Linked DNA regions of Homo sapiens: region 1 is linked to region 2. A link is a loop called in an ENCODE intact Hi-C map of the cell type or tissue named here. Cell type or tissue: MCF 10A. All regions are shown on one strand. Each heading gives the region's core, and the rest is flanking DNA. Links, peaks and the distances in the headings are about the cores only.

Region 1 (9,713 bases), core at 48-8,047, 440 kb after region 2:
GTCATGGCTTCCCTTGGCTAGGAAAGGGAAATCCCCCAGATCCTTGCGCTTCCCAGGTGAGGCAATGTCCTGCGCTGCTTTGGCTTGCCCTCCGTGGGCTGCACCCACTGTCCAACCAGTCCCAATGAGATGAACCAGCTACCTCAGTTGGAAATGCAGCAATCACCTCTTCTGCGTCAATCACGGTGGGAGCTGCAAACCTGAGCTGTTCCTATTCAGCCATCTTGGAATGGACCTCACAAATAGCACACACTTGCAAAAATTTTCAGCTTGGAAGTATTAATGTCCTTTGGTCTCTCCTTCTACATCCCTCCCCCAAAAAACCCACTACCCAAGATTAACCATGTGCATCCATTTGCCATTGGTGCTATAATAAATTACCACAAACTTGGTGGCTTAAAAAACAACACACACAACAAATTATTTAGTCCTAGAGGTCAGAAATCAGAAATGGGTCTCACTGGGCAAAACTCAAGGTACTGGCAGAAATGAGTTCCCTTCTAGGGGCTCTAAGGCAGAATCTGTTTCCTTGCCTTTTCTAGCCCCTACAGTTGCCTGCATTCCTCTGCTTGTGGCTTCCTTCCATCTTCAAACCTGGTAATGGCAGTCAAATCTTTCTCCTACTATACCACCCTGAAACTGACTCTTCTGCCTCTCTTTTTCACTTACAGGGACGCTTGTCATTACATTGAGCCCAGCTGAATAATCTACGCTGAGCTGCCCATCTCAAGATTCTTAGTTTAACCATATCCACAAAGTTCCTTTTGCCATGTAAGGTAACATATCTAAAGATTCTAGAGATTAAGATGTGGACATATTTGAGGGGGCATTATTCTGCTTATCACACCAGCATTACATGTTTGGTGAGTATCTATGAGGAAGACTTTTTAGTATATATTCAGTTATATTTGCAATTTAACATGTTTTGTCTAGCTACTTGGGAGTCTGAGGCAGGAGGATCTCTTGAGGCCAGGAGTTTGAAGCTGTAGTGTGTTATGGTCATGTCTGTGAATAGCCACTGCACTCCAGCTTGAGCAACATAATGAGTATCTGTCTCCAAAAAAAATTGTCTAAATAATGTTTTAAAATAATCAAAATGAGATTTTATACTATTCTGCTGCTTGTTTGTTTTTACTTAGCAGTATATAATGCATAGCTTTCCACATTGGACAAGATAAATCTAGTAAGGTAATATTTTAAAGAAAGGCTTTCTTCTGAAATTTTGAGAAAAAAATTTTTTTTTTCTGAAAAAAAATAATAAGGGGGGAAAAAAGAAACCAGGAATCCTGCCTTAGGCTAAATGAAGTGAAAAATGAAAGTGTGGGGCCGGGCACGGTGGCTCACATCTGTAAACCCAGTGCCTTGGGAGGCCAAGGCAGGAGAATCACTTGAGGTCAGGAGGTCGAGACCAGCCTTGCCAACATGGTGAAACCTTGTCTCTACTAAAAATACAAAAATTAGCCAGGCATGTTGGTGGGTGCCTGTAATCCCAGCTACTTGGGAGGCTGATGCAGGAGAATCGCTTGAACCTGGGAGGCGGAGGTTGCAGATTGTGCCATTGGACTCCAGCCTGGAGGACAAGAGCAAAACTCCATCTCAAAAAAAAAAAAAAAAGAGAAAAAAAAGAAAAGAAAAGAGAAACGAAAGTGGGAAGTTCAAGAGAAGTAGTCTCAGCTCTTTGCATATTGCAGGTGAATGTCATATTTTAGGAAGCGGTTAATATCCAGTTATGTTCTGCTTAGCTCTAGTGAAAATAATCTCATATGCTCACTGTAGTGGGCATTTGTGGTTATTTTACTGCTTAGTGTCTATTCCCCTTACCAACAGCATCCGATTTCCCTTAGAGCATTACACTCCCCAGTGGATAACCTTTTTGGGTGTGCCCTGCACCTCCTAGTGAAGAGGGGCCACGTGACCCAAGCTAGGCCAATCACATATTGCCTCTTTTAAACCTAAAATTTGGAGAAGATGACAAATAAATAACAGTTGACATTTCTACATCCTCGAAATGGTTCTAAAATGATTTTTAAAAGGGTAAGTAGTTAGCAAAATATAAAATAAAACCCTTAAAACCAACATTGAGCCCTGTCTTCAGAATTGTAACTAAAAATAGTTTTAAGAATTGTTGGTTGGGTGCAGTGCCTCATGCCTGTAATCCCAGTACTTTGGGAGGCCAAGGTGGGCAGATCGCTTGAGCCCAGGAGTTCAAGACCAGCCTCGGCAATGTAGTGAAACCCCATCTTACAGAAAATACGAAAAACAAAAATAAGCTGGGCCTGGCGGTGCGTGCCTGCAGTTCCAGCTACTCGGGAGGCTGAGGTGGGAGAATCACTTGAGCCCAGGAGGCTGAGGTTGCAGTGAGTGGAGATTGCACCACTGCACTACAGCCTGGGCAACAGAGTGAGACTCTGTCTTCAAAAAAACAAACAAACAAAAAAAAGAATTGTCAGTCTGCAGCATAATAGATAAGAGCTATTTTGTTGAGATCTCTCGTTTTTATCATTGGGTAAAAAGGTGAGTGTACCCAGGGAATCACTTAGGCAATCCCAATTCGTCTCGACATTGGTAACCTGACATTACAATTTGGGAAGCTACAGTCGTTATTGCACCTGAGCCATGGTGCGCACCTACCCCTGTACTCTGTAGCCAGACCAGCTGAGTTGAACGGCTTTAGTCAATATCTGAGCTGGGTGAGGCTGGGCAAAAGAGCAATAGGTGAAAACAATCCCAGCAAGATGCCCTCTCTTCCTTAGAAATCAATTACTGAGATATCAAAAAGGAAAAGCAATAGAATGCTTTGCCTAATTAAGCAGTTGAGTTTGTAAGTATTTGATAAAACAGCAAAAGTAAATGCAGCACATATATCAGAGCTCTTGGTTGTAAACAGTGGAAACCCAAGGTGGCTTACTTTGAGCTCCATGGAGGAATACGGGGAGAGATACAATAGGTGCTCCCAGAAAGCTTGTGAAGGGAACAACCAAACCCCAGAAGACAGGGTGCACAGAGTTGGGCAGTGGGATTCTCCAACTCTAGAACTGAGGACCTTACACTTGGTATCACCTGTCCCTACAATTTGGCTTCATTCTTCTATACCAGCTGTCTCCATGGGGTGGAGTTACATGGCTGCTTCCAGACATCATCATTAACAAAGAAAGCTCTTCTTCCTTGTGGAGCTCCACTTCAGAATCCTGGTGAAGGCCTCTGATTGGTTTACCTTTCATAGCCTCTTAGAATAATCACTAAAGACAGTGCATGATGCATGGTAATTAACCACATTCCTGCCCTTTGACTGGAACAGAGAGATCAGGGGTCCATAATTAGAAGTTCACACTAGAACCATGTGATTGAAATGGAGAAAGGTAGACAAAAACAATCCATGTTCAACAAAGCCTGTATATGGAGTCAAATATGCCATATTTGGGTATTTATAAACCTATGGGAAGAAAGAATCTGGGTATCATTTGATTTCACAAACTAACATCCCATCAAAAGTGAAAACAAAACAGGATTTATTCAACAAATATTTATATGGCTTAAAATGAGCAAAGCTTGTTTATTTCTGATTTTTGATCACTCATTGGCTTTTTCAGGATGCCGCTGATATTTTTGTCTCTGTGAATGTGGAGGTCTTTCTAAATTTGTCTTAGTAATAACCCTCCTGGAGGGTTTCCTAATATATGCAGGAGATAAAGAAAGAATTACTATATACTTGCCCCCAGCGTGGATTTCTTCATAAGCTGCATTCCAAAGGGAATACTGCATGCATTACCAAAGTTAAAATGCATGAGTCTGTAGAGCTACACTTTGAAAATATTTAAAATGCTAAAAGATGTGTGCATGTATGTCTGAATATGTCTGAATGCAAATGTGTGTGTATGTGTATTTGTGTATGTGAAAACTCTGTTGTAAAATGAAAAACTGAGGGTTGAGTAACCTGGATAGTTCAACAACTTTTAAAGAAAAAAAGAAATACCTCTTAAATTTGACTCATGACGTTTATTTTGCCTGCATGGTGAAAATGTTGATTTCATTAGTCATAGTAGTTGGCCAATGACAGCTATTTCAATATAATCCTTGGATAGTTGACAGCCTTACCAACCATTTCTACAGTTATGAAAATATTCCTCTTCATAATGTGTTAGGAGGTATTACTGCATTTTTTAAAAGTTCAATTTCTTCATTTTTCTTAAACTAGTGAAAATAACTTTTTAAAATTGGTTTTCACATTTTTGCTGCAGTTATCACTATAAATATGTATTATTTTGGCCTATCAGCAGATATCATATTACTTTTGTCAAGAAAATTACCAGTAATACTTGTAGCAAATAAGACATAAATGTAGATAGGCAAACTTACCATCTTTGTTTGGGTTCCCCAGAATGCAGAGTGAGATAAAGATTTGATTACAGATAGTTTATTTGGTGATCCCAGGAACTTCACGGAATGGAGTGGGGAAAGGGAGAGAAAGAAAGGAGAAAAGTAAAAAGGGGGTGCCTTAATAAGTAGGTTCCATTTTTCCTAAGCAACTGGGGCCTACTTCCTCTGGGGAGCCTCTGAGAAACCAGAAAGAATGTATCTCAGAAGGAATTCACTCTTCTGACTCTTGAACCTCGTTGATTAAAGTTGACCTTGGAGGCATTATGCCCTTAGCACTTGCAGGCTACTCGCACTGTGAGCTGAGAAGGGCCTCAGCAGAGAAGCAGAGAGTTATGGCACTCGTGGTAGGAAGATGGCAGTGTGTATAGACATGTTTGCAAGCTGCCGGGGAGCTAACAGGTGAGCCGGGGAACATGGGCAGTGTATCATTAGTGACTACCATGTTCATTCCTTGCTCTCAGCAGATCCTCTCATGCCCACCCTTAGTTTGCTCTGTTACTGACATTTCAGAGTTGTAGCTGGCTGCAATCTCCAAAAATGACTGAAAATAGAAGAATATGTGGAACAAGTCACAATCTTCACTGCTGCAGCTGGTCCCAAGGCTATAATCTATACTCATCATCTCTCTCCAATTCCACTTCTTCTAGATTTCCCGAATCCTTGGCTAGCACTTCCACTAGTCATCATTGCTTGCTCAGTGTATGACCAGACCTTCATCTCTGAGTGGCTGGGCCTTGATTACCTTGCCCTTGTGAGGACATGGCTACTTCAATTGCTTCTCTGCTATTATCGCCAGACAAAGAAGCACTAAGGGGGGCCTGAGTGATTCCCCCAAGTTCTAGACATCTTCCTCCCTGGGCCCATTATGTAGCAGCAACTCCGACTCTTCAAGATAATCAGTCAGGTGTCCCTGCCAGTATAGTACTCCCATTTTTGCCTGCTGACCTGTCAGTATGGAGATGCCCAAATCCTCAGATGGCACTGCATTGATGCAGTGGAACACTTACTGTCTCCGTCTGTACACACACCTTGAGACCAAGGCTTTTAATCAGGAAGAGCCTAAAGTTGTAAGAATTAAAAACATAATTTCCACTAATGGGTGAAAGGGAGTGTGTTTAAGTCAGTCCTACTTGTATCCTTTAATTATCATTCCTGTGTATTCCAAATGCTGGGAAAACAGCACAGTGATTGCATATAGTGATCACTGGTTCAACAAATATGCTGTATCCTCGAGGACAATGACCTAGCCATGCAAGGTGCAATTCCTAAGCCAATGCCTTTTTAAGTCTTTAAAAGGCTATTCAGATACTCTCTCAGACCCCCGCAAAGTCAATAGTCTTCTGATACAATAGATCAGAGCATTATTCTCATGGGTAGTATTTATTATTGTTATTTTTTTGCCTCAGGAATTCAAAGCAGCTCACCAAGTGCTGTGCCTCTGTCTTAGTGGTAGGAAATGTAAAGTATTCTTTTGAGTAGGGTGTCTCAACATACCCCTGGATCTTTGGGCCCCTAAAATATTCCCTGATGTGGCAGACTTCCAAAACTTTGTAGGGCTTATCTCTCATTCCTTCAGCATGAAGTATTTAAAACCAGTATACTTGCTCCTTCCTAAAAACCAAGTTCAATTATTATTCTGTCATTAATATAATGGGCCAGGATGATGTTCTATAGAATGTGAAGATGATCAAGGTCACTGAAGACTATATTGTAACAGAAATGAGGATCATTGAACAAATTCCTAGGGCCAGGTAGTGAATGATAAAGAGAATGCATTCAACAAAAACAACAATCTTTGGCACTTAACGTGAGACTATTGAAAAAGTGGTTTGCATTCACAAGAGAAAGACAGAAGTGCACATTCACTATCAATATGAAGGATCTTGCTAAAGCAACCAGCTTACTTGCTCTTCATGTGGCTTTGCTTTCTTCCAGCATGGCAGCCTCAAGGTAGGTGGTCTTGTTATTTAGTAGCTCAATCTCACAGAGGCATATGTCCCCAGGAACAAGGCAGAAGCTGCATCACCTTTTATGACTCAGCTGTAAGAATCACACAGTGTCACTTCTGTACATTACAGGTCAAAGCAAGTAAAGTCCAGCTTAGATTCAAGGGCATTGAAATTAGGTTTCATCTCTTGGTAGAGGAGTGACAAGATTGCATTGTAGAAGAGCATTTGGGATGAGAGACATGGTTGCAGCCTTCTTTAGAAAATACAATCTGTCATATCTCTCACAGCAAGAAATGTGCTACCCTGCTCAGGGCATGCTGAGACTTGTTTCCAGTTTTTGGAATAGAGGCAATGAGGGCAGGAAGTAGCAGACCTTGAAGTAATCTTGGAGGTGTCTGCTTCAGAGGAGGACTGTGTAGAGTCTCTAGGCAAAGGGAAGCTGTTCTGTTCAAGTAACAGGGTGCAGGATACTCCTGCTAGCCTGGGTTGTTCAGGGAATCTAGGGGTTCAAGGTTATCTAGCACATCTATCCAGATGCCTGCCTGCATCCCAGTAGTTTTTAAGGACCATTTCCTTCCTCTAGGGCTTTGACTTTTGCATGAGAGGCCTGCCTGGACTGTGTCTTCAGTCTGCTCTGTAGTTCAATTCCTCTTGCAGTGAACCCCTGAATGTCATTTTTTTAGAACAGCCTGCCCTCTGGTTGCAGGAAATGGGGGTCTCTTCAGATTCTCCCAAGGAGACCTTCTGGCTTTCATTGCTATGCTCTGAATGGGTAGTTGGATGTTGTAAACCTATCTTTCTTTTTTCCCAATTCTTCTAGGGGAGTTAACAAGAACAAGACAACTCTTCAATTCCTGTGATTATCACAGCCCTATATCTTTCAGGAGTTAGCACTATTGCATAAGGTTAGCGTCTCCTTTCATTTTTACCTCATCCAAGTACACCATGGGTCAATTGTGGGTAATGAAATTCTTCAAAGTGCCAGGGTTTGTCACCACCTTACTCACCACCATTAATGGGGTTTTTGTTGCCTCCATACCATTGATAATATACTTTCTGTAGTCACTTCCAGTACCTATTATCTTAGTTTGAGTTCCTCCCAAATGAGACCTTGAGACAAAGCTTTGGATACAGGAGTTTATCTTGGAGAGTATCCCAGGTAGAACAAGTGAGTGAGTGTGCAAATTGAGAGGGGTGAAATGAAAATTGAGTTGGTGAATGAGTTTTTACTGTGGGCAACTTTGGTTCAATCCCATTTGGGACCTCTGAGGAACCAACCAGAATGCCTTATAATAGTCCCACCAAGGTATGGGACAGTTGCTATTAATCCACTGATCCTCATTCTTCATGGGTTGAGGGGTTTTCAGTCCCCAGCAGTTCCAGGATACCTTGTGAGTGTCGGGCAAGCTCTTGGTGTACTGGAGGAAATCCTCGGAGAAGCAGAATGAGGCAAGTGCTTGATAGGGGAAGACATCAGCATCCTTAGGAAGTGTTCACTGCAGCTGCAGGTCAACTCAGAGTCAAAGGGACATGAGGAAGGGCATCAAGATAGTCTACTACCTACTCCTCAGTAATTCACATGAAAAAATCAAGAGGCACTCCCTGTTAAACATTGTAGACTGAACACATGCGTTTATCACAACTCCATCCTGAAGCCTCTCTGAAATGACTGAAAAGGAATAAAAACAATCTTATAAAACCTGGAAGGATAAAGAGAACAGAAGAGGCAACAGCAGACAAGAGCTAGCAACAAAATGTTGGAAGACAGAAGGCAGACGGGTGAGTGGTAACGAAGTTAACAGAGCAGCAAGAAAGTTTGCTTTGCTGTGGAAAATATCAAAAAGCAAATGAATACCTACTGTACAACCCTGGAAAGGCTCAGAAACTGGAAATTGTTGTTACTTCTGTAGAAAGGGATGCAGGCTGGGGCTGAAAAAAAATGGGATTGGAGATGACCCCTCAGAATCCTTCTCCTCTTCTGTACACCAACCAGCCCAGCAGGCAACTGGTTTAATTTCTAGGGAAATAGAGCCAGGGATTTTCAGACCCAATGATACCATGTTTTGTAGAGGATAGGAGTAAGGCTGAAAAAGGATGATCAAGGTCAAGTCTACATGCCATATACTAATTAGTGAGACTCCCACCCTTTTTCCCTCACTTGCAGTTAGGGCACTGGCAACTAGATTTATATTCCCTAGGCAGGGAATTGGAAGAGTCCCCTTTGACAAAACCAACTGATTGGAGAAAAGACTTATATACTGACATTTTTAAGTCTCCCAGTGAAATGACCAGGTGCCTGACTGATTGCTCTCCAGTAAACAGTAGCAATTGACAAACACTGCAAATACACACAAAGCTTCCCATTTGCTTTTTAAGTGCCTCACTCTTAAGTGTGAACAATCAAGTATCACCAGACATGTGAGGAAAGTCTCCAACATAAAATATTAAAGATTAAAATAAACAAATAAATGAATAAAGGCAACTTGGAGTAACAAAAAGTGCAGTGAAAAGAACACTTAAACATATTATTGACCTCAAAAAAAAGATAAAATGTTACATCTGCAAAATAAGAATGTGTGGTTACATGAAAAAAGGAGTATGTAGAGCATAAGAAATCATTCTTGGTAAATGAAAATAGGGTAACAGAAATAACAGATTCAATAAAAGGGCTGGAAGGTAAGTCTTCAAGAAACTAAGTAAAAAGACAAAGGGATGGAAAAATGGAAGAGTCAAGTAAATCAGGTAATTGAACTAGGAGACCATCATTTACTAACAGGACTTTAAGAAAGACAAAATGTAGAAAACAGAGGGGAGAAATTATAAAAGAAAGGATTTTAAAACTTCCCTAGAACAGAAGGATAAGATTCTCCAGATTCATAGGCTCACGAGAACAAGTTCAACGAGCGAAAACTCCAAGCTTACCCTCACTCTCTCCAATATGCCCTTGTAGATGCTGTCATGGAATTTCTGCCAACTGAACATGCTCTCAGTGCCTTGACTTCTTTTTCTTCAATTATATAATTAATTTCCATCATTTCTTCAGCCAACTTCTTTCTTCCCATTGCTTAGATCCTAGAACTTATCATTACCAATGACTGCACTGATATTAACTTGATAATCTCAACTTCAAGCTTCCCACTTTCTGACCATAACCACTGATTTTTCCTGTTAGGTTGGTGCAAAAGTAAGGGCAAAACAAACAAACAAACAAAAAACCAAACAAACAAGAAAATTACTTTTGCACCAACCTAATAGTTTATTCCCACTAACATCCCAATTCCTAAAATATTTCTGGTCCTTTGGGACTGAAAATTAGTTAATCTGATGCCACCACCTTTTCACTGTCCCGCACTCACCTCGCGTCCTTACCCTGTGTAGATTCTACAG
Region 2 (11,979 bases), core at 2,128-10,127:
AGAAACAAAATAAGCACATTTGAATTTGGTGTAAAGAAGACTATTTATCATAGACAGTTGAATATTACTCATCTGAGACCAAATCTACTCATTTCCAGTTCAGCAAAAATACACAAAGAATTTGATAAATATTGAATTACGCTTCAGGGCAACTGCTCATGCTTTTAATATAATCTTTTTTTAAAAAAATTCTTTCCTTCTACTTTGAAATTAAAGTCCATTACCAAATATCATTTTAAAAATACATTGTATTTCTTTTTGTCTCATCCTAGGGAAGAGCTGTTGCTTGCTTTTACACCACTACCTTTAGTTATTTTTCTCCTGAATGAGAGGAAAGAAAGCTTGAACATTTGTAGAAAAAACGCAGCAAAAAGAAGAAAAATAGGCAGACTGTAAAATGATGTGGTCACGTTAGCTATATTGCATATACTATTGTTAAGATCATGTGTTTAGAGACATTAACTTAGATTTTGGTAATTATTTTGGAAATTTATAGTATTCAGTTTATGGAGCTTTGTGTAAAATGGAGCATACTTAAGCAACTGAAAACAATGATTAGCTTTTCTAAACTTTGCACATTAAGATCATGGGGCATTTTTAAATGTTAGTTTTTTTCATAACAATTAAAAGTCCTCTTTGCATATTTAACTAAAATATGAAAGTGGGAGACAGACACTGCTAACATGTTGTGCATTTCCTCCAGCATCTAAATAAATAAAGATAGATGTAGATCTAGGAATCACACATTACTAGATTTGATAATGCAAGCAGAAAACCCTCAAATCTTCTGTCTTTCCTATTTTCTACCAAGGCACCTGAAAAGAGATGCCTCTGTCACAATCCCAGCTTCATGTCATGCCTTTGCTGTCATTTCCTCACCTAATCAACCAATTTTCCCTAGACTATTAATGAAATAATGCTTCCTTTCTCCATTTATTTAGGACACCATCTTTCTCATAATTTTTTGTGGTTGGTATTCTGAATCAAGCATTCTTTTTTTTTTTTTTTTTTTGAGATGGAGTTTCGCTCTTGTCACTCAGGCTGGAGTGCAATGGCGCAATCTTGGCTCACTGCAACCTCCGCCTCCCAGGTTCAAGCGATTCTCCTGCCTCAGTCTCCCAAGTAGCTGGGATTACAGGCATGTGCCACCACGCCTGGCTAAGTTTGTTATTTTTTTGTTTTTGTTTTTGTTTTTGAGATGGAATCTGGCTCTGTTGCCCAGGCTGGAGTGCAGTGGTGCAATCTCAGCTCACTGCAAGTGCCACCTCCCAGGTTCACGCCATTCTCCTGCCTCAGCCTCCTGAGTAGCTGGGACTACAGACGCCTGCCACCGTGCCCGGCTAATTTTTTGTATTTTTAGTAGAAACGGGGTTTCACTGTGGTCTCGATCTCCTGACCTCGTGATCCGTCCACCTCGGCCTCCCAAAGTTCTGGGATTACAGGTGTGAGCCACTGCGCCTGGCCCTAAGTTTTGTATTATTAGTAGAGACAAGGTTTCACTATCCTGGCCAGGCTGGTCTTGAACTCCTGACCTCAAGTGATCCTGCCTGCCTCAGCCTTTACCCTTTATTTCCTATTACATATCAGACCCTCCCTTTCAAATCACTTTTCTTCAGTTCAAATTACATCTTTTATCATTTCTTCTTTGAGTTTTGCACTGCTGGTAAACTCTCTTTTTTTGTTGTTTTTTTGTTTGTTTGTTTGTTTGTTTTTGGTCTGAAAATGTCTCTACCCTCATTCTTAAAAAACGATTTTATTGAATATAAGATTTTAAATGGCAGTTATTTTCTTTCAACATATTAAAGATATTTCACCAGCTCCTGGCTTCCAGTGTTTATTGTTGGTCTAAGTGAGGTTCCTTTGAAAATAATCAGTCTTCTCTTTTCCTACGGCTTCTTTTTAAGTGTTAAGTCCTTGCTTTTCTGCAATTCAGTATGTGTCAAGATGTATATTTATTTTTGGTTTCTTTCATTAGTCCTGGAAAATTCTCAGCTATTATCTCTGTTCCATATCTTTCTTTCTCTTCAACTGGAACTCTTATCAGATGTATAATAGATCTTCTTAACCTAAGAAACTCTTAAATGAAGAAGCTCTAAGCTCTGTGTTACATAAACTCTGGTTTATACTTCCTACTTCTTTTTGTCTCTGTATTCTGAATAGTTCTTACCAATCTTCAAATTCACTAATTCTCTTTTCAACTTCTTCTTGTGTGTTGTTAATTCTATCCATTGAGTTTTATATTTCAATTGTTATATTTTTTATTTCTAGAAGTTTGCTTAGTTCTCTTTTAAATATGCTAGGTTTTTAAAAAAATAGTTTCCTATTCCCTGAAAATACTTGGTTTTTCATTTTCAAAGCATAGTCATTTTATTTCCTGTAACTGGAATATTACAATATCTAAATTAATTGTATATTTGTTTCTGCTCTTTGTTGTTTTTTGCTGGGTCTTGTGCATAGTGACTTATTTCCTTGTGGTTCTTGGTTACGTTTGTCTGTGAGTTGCTTTTTGTTTTTCCTTGGAAAATTATTTTTGAGTTGTCTTAGAGGCCTAAAGTCAAGATGCCTTTGCCTCTGACTAGTGCATAGAAACACCATCAGTTTGGAAACAACTTAAAATTATGGTTTAAAGTTTTTTGGACTACCTTGGTGTTGTAAATACTGTGTGAAAAAGCCTGATGCATTCATATGCTCACAACTTTTCAGGGGTGGTTATTTTCCAGCCCTGCTCTGCTTAGAGCCAAGTTAACCTTCCTGGCAGAGGTGGAGCAGGTTCATTTCTGGTTTATCTTTTTTCCTGAGGGAATATCGTTTTGGTATCTTGGCTTTATGGCAGAAGGGCCTCCTTTTAGATCTTCACATTGTTCATCTCAAGTACACACTAGGCTTTGAGTTCTGTTTTCCGTGCTCTACAAGGCCACTGAAACCAAATTCGCTTGGTTTAGCAAATGCTTTTAGGGCAAAAGCAGTTTCAATGCTGTGCTCCTACCTTGGGTCTTTCCTCTTTTTAGGTTTTGCCCTGGAAATGTCTTACTACCTTATCATATCTTTATTGCTTAAAAGGATTCACTTTTCATGTGCTATACAGCATTTTAAGTTATTCTTTCCTTCAGCCGGGAATGTTGGTCTGAATAACCCAGCCTGCCATACAGCTGGAAGTGGAAATCTTCTTTTGTAATTATAAAAGCATATCCAAGTGTTTCTATCCCCCTTTTCATTCCTAATGTATTAGGTATTTGTGGTGTGTGTGTGTGTGTGTGTGTATTTGTGGTGTGTGTGTGTTTGTGGGTCTGTGTCTCTGCGTGTGTGTGTTTCTTAATTAGAAATCTCCAGGGCATTTATCTTTTTTTGAGACAGGGTCTCACTCTGTCATCCAGGCTGGAGTGCAGTGGCACAATCATGGCTCACTGCAGCCTCATCCTCCCAGGCCCAAGCAATCCTCCCACCTCAGCCTCCCAAGTAGCTGGGGGACCACAGGTGCATGCCATCATACCTGGCTAATTTATTTTTATTCTTTTTGTAGAGACAGGGTCTCACTATTTTGCCTAGGCTGATCTCTAACTCCTCGGCTCAAGCAACTTCCCACTTCAGCTTCCCAAAGTGCTGGGATTACAGGCATGAGTCACCGCCCTCTGTCTTCAGGGCATTTTTGTATTATTTTTTCCTTCAAAGACACAACTTTTGGTATACTTATAACTGTAATGGCTTTTATTTAATAATTCTTTAATTTTTGTCTTTATTTTTCTAATTTCCTTTTCCTTAAATAATATATTTTGTTTGAGTTCATCTTCACATGCATCCCATTTGTTTTGTAATTTTATATACTTCTTTTCTAAAGGAGCAATAATTATTGTTTTTATTTCCTTTTTGTCATATAACTTATTTGGGATAATCTCCTTCCCAAATTTCTAAATGATTGCTTTTTTCCCCTTGTTTAATCATTTGTTATTCATTTTTATTGTATTTTATTACTTTTAGAGAATGTGATCTAAGTTTTAGATTATTTTCTAAATACTGAGTTTTTAATGGCCTAATGTTATCAATTTTAGCATATATTCTACAGATCTTTGTCAAAAAGAAATAATCATATTTAGGGTCTAACATTCAAGATATACATGAACATAAATAGGTAGATAGATATTAATCTTTTAAATTATAATCTTGGAATTTTTTTGACTACTTGATTTGTCAGGTCATTAATTCAAATGACACAGTTATAAAATGAGAATCTTTCTTAGGGGTAACATGTCTAAGCAAGTTGTTATCTACACATAAAGATATTTTCCCTTATATTACTTCAGAATATTTAATATTTTCATTAACTAACAATACTTGGCAAAGCATGTGATTAGTGTCTATAACAAGATTGTTTTTTCTCACTGTCAGATTTTAATCCCCTACTTCCCTTTCAACATTGAATACATATAAACTACGCCAGAATGGTCTTTCTATGTCTTCTTTCTCCAGTAAGCAACATGATGACCGTGGGGTTTTTTGGTGTATGTGGAAGGGGAAGGTGGGTTATGTTGTGGACTGGCATCTGTGTCATATTTTGTTCTTACCAACCATACAGTTAGAACAAAATGGGCAAGAGTGTAACCTCTGAGTAGGACTTTGGAAAGTACCCCCCCCCCCAACATCCTTAATCATTATAAGACTTATTTATAGGAGTAAAATAGTTTCTCATATAAAATTTGAAAACAGCATCTGCAATATAATCAGGCAGGAGGAAAATGGTATATTTAATCACATCACTCCAAGGCAACCATTAATAACTAGTTTTGCTTCTTTCCTTCTAATATTTCTTCTAGAATTGTTTTACATAATTGAGACTCTTCTGCTATTATATAATAGGCATTTTCCATTATTAAAAATTATTTAACAGAATCATGTTTAAATGCCTTGACAATATACTATTATTTACTTAATATTTCTTTAATATTAAACTGGCATTTCCAATATCTTTGTATTATTAATTATGCTTTGGTGAATTTGTTTTCTTTCTATCCTTTTTTTTGTTTTGTTTTGAGATAGAGTCTTGCTCAGGCTGGAGTGCAGTGGCGCGATCTCAGCTCACTGCAACCTCCGCCTCCCAGGTTAATGTGATTCTTCTGCCTCAGCCTTCCAAGTAGCTGCGATTACAGGTGCCCACCAGCATGCCTCGCTAATTTTTGTATTTTTGGTAGAGACAGTGTTTCACCATGTTGGCCAGGTTGGTCTCGAACTCCTGACTTCACGTGATCTGCCTGCCTCAGCCTCCCAAAGTGCTGGGATTACAGGCGTGGGCCATAAGTAACACAGTGGATCCCTAACTTTTGGGTGCATCCAAAAGCCCTGAAAGGCCTCATTCCCCAAGTTTCAGGTTCAGTAAAAGTCTGAGCGTGGCCAAATAATTTGTATTTCTAACATTTCAGGTGATGTCAATGCTGCTGGTCCAGGGACCAAACTTGGAGAATCACTGTAATAATGACATGTAAGGATTTGTTTCAATAATTTCTGAAAAGCAATGCTTCTTCCTTCTATTGTTGTTTCCATCTTTGATAATGCAGGGAAAAATAATACTTATTTTAGATTAGAAAAGGAAGTAGTAATGTCTATTAAAGGTTTTTAAAAATCTTTTAGTCATTGGCTTTTGCTAACTCGTTTGCACTGATTGTGGAATCTTACTGGAACCATTTGACCCTGGAGCTACATCACTATACAGCTGGTCTCATTTTTTTTAAGTCACCTGCCCTCATTTAATTCATTTCCTTTGGTGTTTTCCTTCCTGTGGAAAGTCTCTGACATCTGTCCTACATACTTCCTTATGAATACAAAAGCTCATCTTTTTTATTTTTAAGTTTTATGAGTCAATTACTCTTACCCTTTTTGTATTTGTGATGTTTTCATTCCTTATGTTTTCAAAAGACACTCTAGTCTATAATTATTTATGATTGCTCTTTAAAAAAATTTTTAAACATCTTTTACTACATTCTGTTGACATATTTAGGTCTGAGCCTAATGTCAAATACTAGCAGCAGATGACTTCTCACTTCACTGGCACCATCATGTGGTGAAATTGTGCGCTACATCGAAACATTTGCCAACATGGTGCCATTTCATCACATCTTATGTATAGATAACACTGAAATTGGAACTATCATAATAAGTTAGGGAATCTGAAATAATCCTGTTACTTTAGTAAATTCACAGAAAAGTAAGCACCAATGATTAAGTATGTGGACACTGAAGTCAATTACATGAGCTCAAAGCCAGACTTTTATACTATCATGTAACATTTGGGCACATTGGTTAATCTCCCTGAGTCTCAGTTTCCCTGTATGTAAAATGGGATAACAGTAGCATCTATCTCACAGGGATGTTGACAATAGCCATAAAATAGTTTAATAATATCAGCTGCGATTAGTTGTTACCATGCCATCACATTTGATTTTCCCTTTATGTTCATACCAAGAAAAGAAAATCAGACTTCCCCTGTGAGTTTAGAAAATTATACCAAAATGGAATAATTGTTTTCAGAATTATTAGAAGTAACATGAAGTTAAAAACTGTAAAAGATAAAGGTTGAAAAAACATTTAAATAAAAGTCATTTTTTTAAAAAGGCAACTTCTGGAAAGAAAGGTCTATGAACTCTATTTACCAAGTGAAATTTGAAAATTAATCTCATTATATTAAGCATAATCGACAGTCAAAATAAACAATTGTGAAGATGAGTAACTTAAAACCTTTTTAAGGGTCAAAAATACTTTTTAAAATTAAAAGTGATTTATAGTCCCCAATCCTCTCAATGATCTATTGAAAGAGAAATGTTTAATTTTATAAATCCTTGAAAGAGATACATGTGGGACAGATCTGTATGTTGGAAATCTTTCTATTAAAAAATAAATTATTTTATCACGATAATAGTGAGAGTAGAAGAAAGCATGCAGGGTTGCTGTGATTTGAATGTGTTCCCCAAAGTTAATGTGTTGGAGGCTTCATTTCCAATGCAATGGTGTTGAGAAGTGAAACTTTTGAGAGGTGACTGGGTCCTGAGGGCTCTACTCTCATTAAGGGATGAATGGAGCCATTATTGCAGGAGTGCATAATTGTCATGGGAGTGGAGTTCCTGATAAAAGGATAAGTTCAGCCCCCTTCCCTACTCTTTTCCCTTGCCTACTCTTTCCCTCTCTTGCCCTCCAAGCCTTCCACCATGGAATGATGGAGCAAGAAGGCCTCACCAGGTGTGGGACCCTTGATTCTGGACTTCCCAGCCTCCAGAACTGTAAGGAATAATTTCTCTTCTTTATAAATTACCTAGTCTGTGGCATTCTGTTATAGAAGCACAAAACAGACTAAGACATAAAATTGGTGTTGAGGAGTGGGGCTGTTGCTACAACAAATACCTGAAAATGTAGATGTGGCTTTGGAACTGGGTAACAAATAGAGGCTGGAAGAATTTGGAGGAGCAAATAGAAAAGCCTCGACTGCTGTGAATGGAGCACTGGGCAATTCTGGTGAGAAGACAAGAACTGTGAGGAGAGCCTAATCTTCTTAAGGATTACTTAAGTGGTCATGACCAGAAGGCTGGTAGAAATATGGACAGTAGAGGCCATTCTGATGAAGTCTCAGATGGAAATAAGAAACAATGCATTGGAAACTGGATTAAAAGCTATCCGTGTTTTGCAGAAAATTGTGATGGAACTGTGTCCATTTCCTAGGACTTTGTGGAAGGCAGAACTTAAAAGAGATGAACTAAAATATCTGGTGGAAGAAGTTTCTAAGCAGCAAATTATTGAAGGAGTTGCATGGATATGTTTAACTGTATACAGCAAAATAAGATAAAATGTAAGATATGAAAGCTACACACACACACACACACACAGAGAGAGAGAGAGAGAGAGAGAGAGGGAGAGAGAGAGAGGTGATTTAGAATTTATACCGAAAGGGAAGCAGAGCAGAAAGATTAGGAAAATTTGCAGCCTGGGCATGGAGAGTGTGTTGTCCAAAACACCACCAGAATGCCTAAATGGTAGAAAGGAGAGCTTTATTGGCAATATCAGTTTGCAAACTGAGAAGAATCAATGGCATGTGCTGAAGGTGCTCTTTTTTGAAGATGAAAAGGGCAGGTTGGCCCTTATGCCTCAAAGGGCTTGTGCAGTCATACATATTCGGCAGGTTTGGGGAAAAGCTATACATATTTATGTGGAGAGTTGAGTGCATGTGCAATAGGCAGGCATATATAATGTATAACCCATGTTCACTTTGGGGTGGGGTTTTGGCATTAAAATGGGGTGAAATTTGGCTCCATGTTAAAAGGTGAACTGTAGGATACGAAGACTGTGCACAGTCTCTATAAGCTTGCTGAAACTTGCTTAAGGTCTATACTTACTCATTAGGAAAGTGTGTTTATAAGGTAGGTCTTCTGTCCAATCAGAGTTGAAGTGGTCTGAGTTGTAAATCAGAGTTTATGAGGGCTCTTGATAATTTACATGAAAGCTCCTATTGTTAGGGAGTTTAATAAGAGTGTGTTTATTCTTATAGCCATAGGAATTTAGAAGTTATCATGTCAGCTGAGCACTGAACCCTCAAAGAAAAGTATCTGTTTCTTTAAACTTGGGGTCTGTCTTAGTTGATAAAGGGGCATCTCTTTTGGTTTCTCAGGTCACAAGTAAAATAGTGTCTTTAGGACAGCAAACCGAGGATATGGCCAAGCCACTATTTGCTAAAGAGGTTAGTATGGCTAGCAGGAAACCAGGTGATATTCATCAAGACCATGGAGAATGACCTGAAAGGAATTTCAGACATCTTTGAGGCTCCCTTCCATCACAGGCCCAGAGCTCTAGAACAGAATGGTTTGGGGGGACAACCCACAGTGCCCTCCGTGGGCTTGCTGCCCAGGGCGACTTCCAGACTCTGCTCCCTGTATGCCAGTGCTGTAATCCTGTCACCCCAGCAGTGGTTCAAGCAGGCCTGGCTGTGGCTCAGGTTGCCATTCCAGAGGACACAAGCGGTAAGCCTTGGTGGCATCATGTGGTGCTGATTCTGCAGATGTGTAGAATCCAAGAGCTGTGGGGACATGGTGACTTCCACCTAGATTTCAAAGAATGTGGACAGCCCAGTAGGTCAATGCCTAGTGGTCTTGAGAGTGGGGCAGCTCCCAAGACCACAAAACTGTAGGGCTACCAGCATGCAACTCCAACCTGGGAAAGCTGGAGGCATGAAATTTCTATCTGAGCACTGCTGGGTAGACAGTCCACCAAAGCGGTAGGAATGGAGCTGCCCGAGGCCTTAGGGACCCTGCCCCATCCTGGTGTGCCCAGGATGTGGGATATGGAGTCAAAAGAGATTATTCTCCAGCTTTAAAACTCATTTTTCTTATTGGATTTTAGACTTGCTTGGGTCCTGTTACTTTCTTCTTGCCTATTTTTCCCTTTTGGAATGGGAATGTCTATCCTATGCTGTCACAACATATATATATATTTGGAAGTAGATAACTTGTTAAATTTCACAGGTTCACAACTGGAAAGGAATTTGCCTCAGGGTGAATTGTGCCTTGAATCTCACCCATACATGATTTACATGAGACTTCGGTCTTTGGACTTTTGGACTGATGTAGAACAAGACTTTTGGGACAATTGGGATAGAATGAATGTATTTTGCATGGTGAGAAGTCATAAAGTTTGAAGACTAGGGGTGGAATGCTGTGGTTTGAATGTGTCCTCTGAAATTCACGTTAGAGGCTTGATCCCCAATGCAACAGTGTTGAGAGGTGATTAGGTAATGAGGCCTCTGCCCACATAAACTGATTAATGCCACTTCACAGGAATGAGTTGGTTGTCACAGGAGTGAGTTCCGCATAAAAGGATGAAGCCAGTCCCCTCCCCACCCACCCCTCTTCCCCTCTCTTGCCCTTCCGTTTTCTGCCATGGAATGACACAGCATTAAGTCCCTCACCAGAAGTGAGCCCCTCAACCTTGCACTTCTCAGCCCCCAGAACTCTAAGAAGTAAATGTTTATTTTAATCTTTATAAATTACGCCGTCTCAGGTATTCTGTTACAGCAGCACAAAATGGACTATTTCCCCCAACCCCTTCAACACCATGTATAATCATTAAATAGAATGAGTAATCTTGCCAGAACCACAATCTTACATTCAGTTTCCAAACTGTAGTTTCCCCCAGATAGTTAGCATTGTTCAATGAATTTTTGTTATGCCATTATGCAAATGTAGTCTATGTTCATTATCTCTGTACTTATTAAATTCATCAAAAGCTGTCCAGGAACAGATTTTCTGTTTTGTCAACTACACCCATAATCTTGTTCCCAGATTTTTCATCAGTATTTTCAGACTGTGAGGGAAGGAAAGCAAGAAATGGGAACAATTTCATGAATTTTAAATATGCTGTAACTCTGTTTTAGTACAATAAAATATATAACCGCCGTCTGCAGTTGCTTCCAGCATACCCCAATCTCAGGGCAGTGCCAGGTTAGTGCAGTTGGTTAGAATGTGGCAATATGTCCATAATTATTTCCCATGTGAATCAATTGGCTTGGCTGTGCAGAGAAGAATGTCTTCAGTGTCAATCTGAACTTTTGAGGCCAGCAGTCTGGAAAATCTGTGCCTTTGATTATTGAGATTTGGAGATTTCCAAAGAACTATTATTGACTGCTAATTCCATTGTGGTTGGAGAACAATACTTTGTATGATTTTCATCCTTATAAATTGAGACTTATAACCCAGAATATGGTCTTTCTTGGCACATGTTCAGTATGCATAAATATGGCACATCTCTCCATTTATTTAGCTCTTTCATTTAAGCAATGTTTTGTCACTTTAGGGTACAGCTCTTGCATGTCTTTCATTAAACGTATTCCTAGGTATTTATAATACAGATGCTCCTCAACTTATGATGAGGTTATGTCTGAATAAACCCATCCTAAATGGAAAATACTGTAAATTGTAGGGGGGTTTTCAACTTAATATTTTCAACTTATGATGGGTTTATCTGAATGTAACCCCATTGTAACCTGAGGAGCATTCTGAATGTCTATCACTTTCACATCATTATAAAGTAAAAAAAAATCGTAAGTGAAACCCTCATAAGTCAGGGATCATCTGTACTATTATAAATGGCATATTTTAACATGTCATTTTCCAATTGCTGCTTACTAGTATATAAAGTATTTTTTTAATATATACTGAGCTTTTACCCCATGACTTCAACATCCAGTAGACGTTGAAGATTTTCCACATGTACAGTCTACAAAAACAATTTATTTAGTAGCTTTGAAAAACAGATTTTCTACATAGACCACTGTGAATAGACAGTTTTGCACTTTTGTAATATTTATCTTTTATTATTTTAATTATTTATTGTACTGTCTAGAATTTCTGATACAAAGCTGAATAGAAGTGATGAGAGCCGACAGCTTTACCTTGTTCCCAATCTTAGGATTGGATATTTCACCATTAAGCATAATAGCTATTGATCTTTCATAGATGTCCTTTATAAAGTTCTCTTTTATTTCTAGTTTTGTGATTGTTGTCATCATGAGTTAGCAATAAAATATGTCAAATGCTTTTTCCGCCATTATTAAGATTTTCTCCTTTATTAATGTTGTAAATTATTGTTGATTAATGTTGGGCAAATCTTGCATTCTGGATAAACTGCAATTGGCGATTTTATTTTATTTTTTTCTGGGTTCAATTTGCCAGTATTTTCTATAGGAATTTTGCATCTGTATTAGTGAGTAATATTAATTTGTGTTTTTTTTCCCTCTAATGTCTGTTAGATTTTTCCGAAGGTTCTGCTGTTATTCCTTCCTCCTCTATTCTCTGAGTTTACATAAAATTGACATTGTGTGTTCTTTAAATGCTGGATAGAATTCACTAACGTGGATGGTTTTCTTTGTATTTTTAAATTGCGAATTCAAATTCTGTACCAGATGTACAAATACTCAGATTTTCTATTTATTCTTCAGTGTTTTGATAAGTTTTT

What was found. A loop is a pair of places that touch in the nucleus more often than their neighbours do. Peaks named below come from ENCODE experiments on the same cell type or tissue, not always from the same donor. Only the 100,000 strongest peaks of a DNase experiment are listed, where the experiment ranks them.
Region 1: a loop joins it to region 2, with 2.6 times the contacts of the local background. A loop is called at or near these places in 2 of 110 quality-filtered maps.

Annotation. Positions count from the first base shown.
Region 1 is chr4:146,048,206-146,057,918 of GRCh38, forward strand. LOC105377468 (a long non-coding RNA gene) reads right to left here. Exons shown (of 4, transcript NR_188432.1): 3 at 9,249-9,404; 4 at 6,197-7,995. Among named protein-coding and RNA genes, the nearest start is that of LINC01095, 69 kb to the right of the region's middle. RefSeq lists enhancers at 6,016-7,215, 6,553-6,802. In MCF 10A, for the core only: no CTCF peak of the experiment used is centred there; DNase peaks (open chromatin) are centred at 3,736, 4,036 and 6,656.
Region 2 is chr4:145,603,958-145,615,936 of GRCh38, forward strand. No RefSeq gene overlaps it. Among named protein-coding and RNA genes, the nearest start is that of MMAA, 9.4 kb to the right of the region's middle. In MCF 10A, for the core only: a CTCF peak has its summit at 6,040 (motif pointing left); a DNase peak (open chromatin) is centred at 6,054.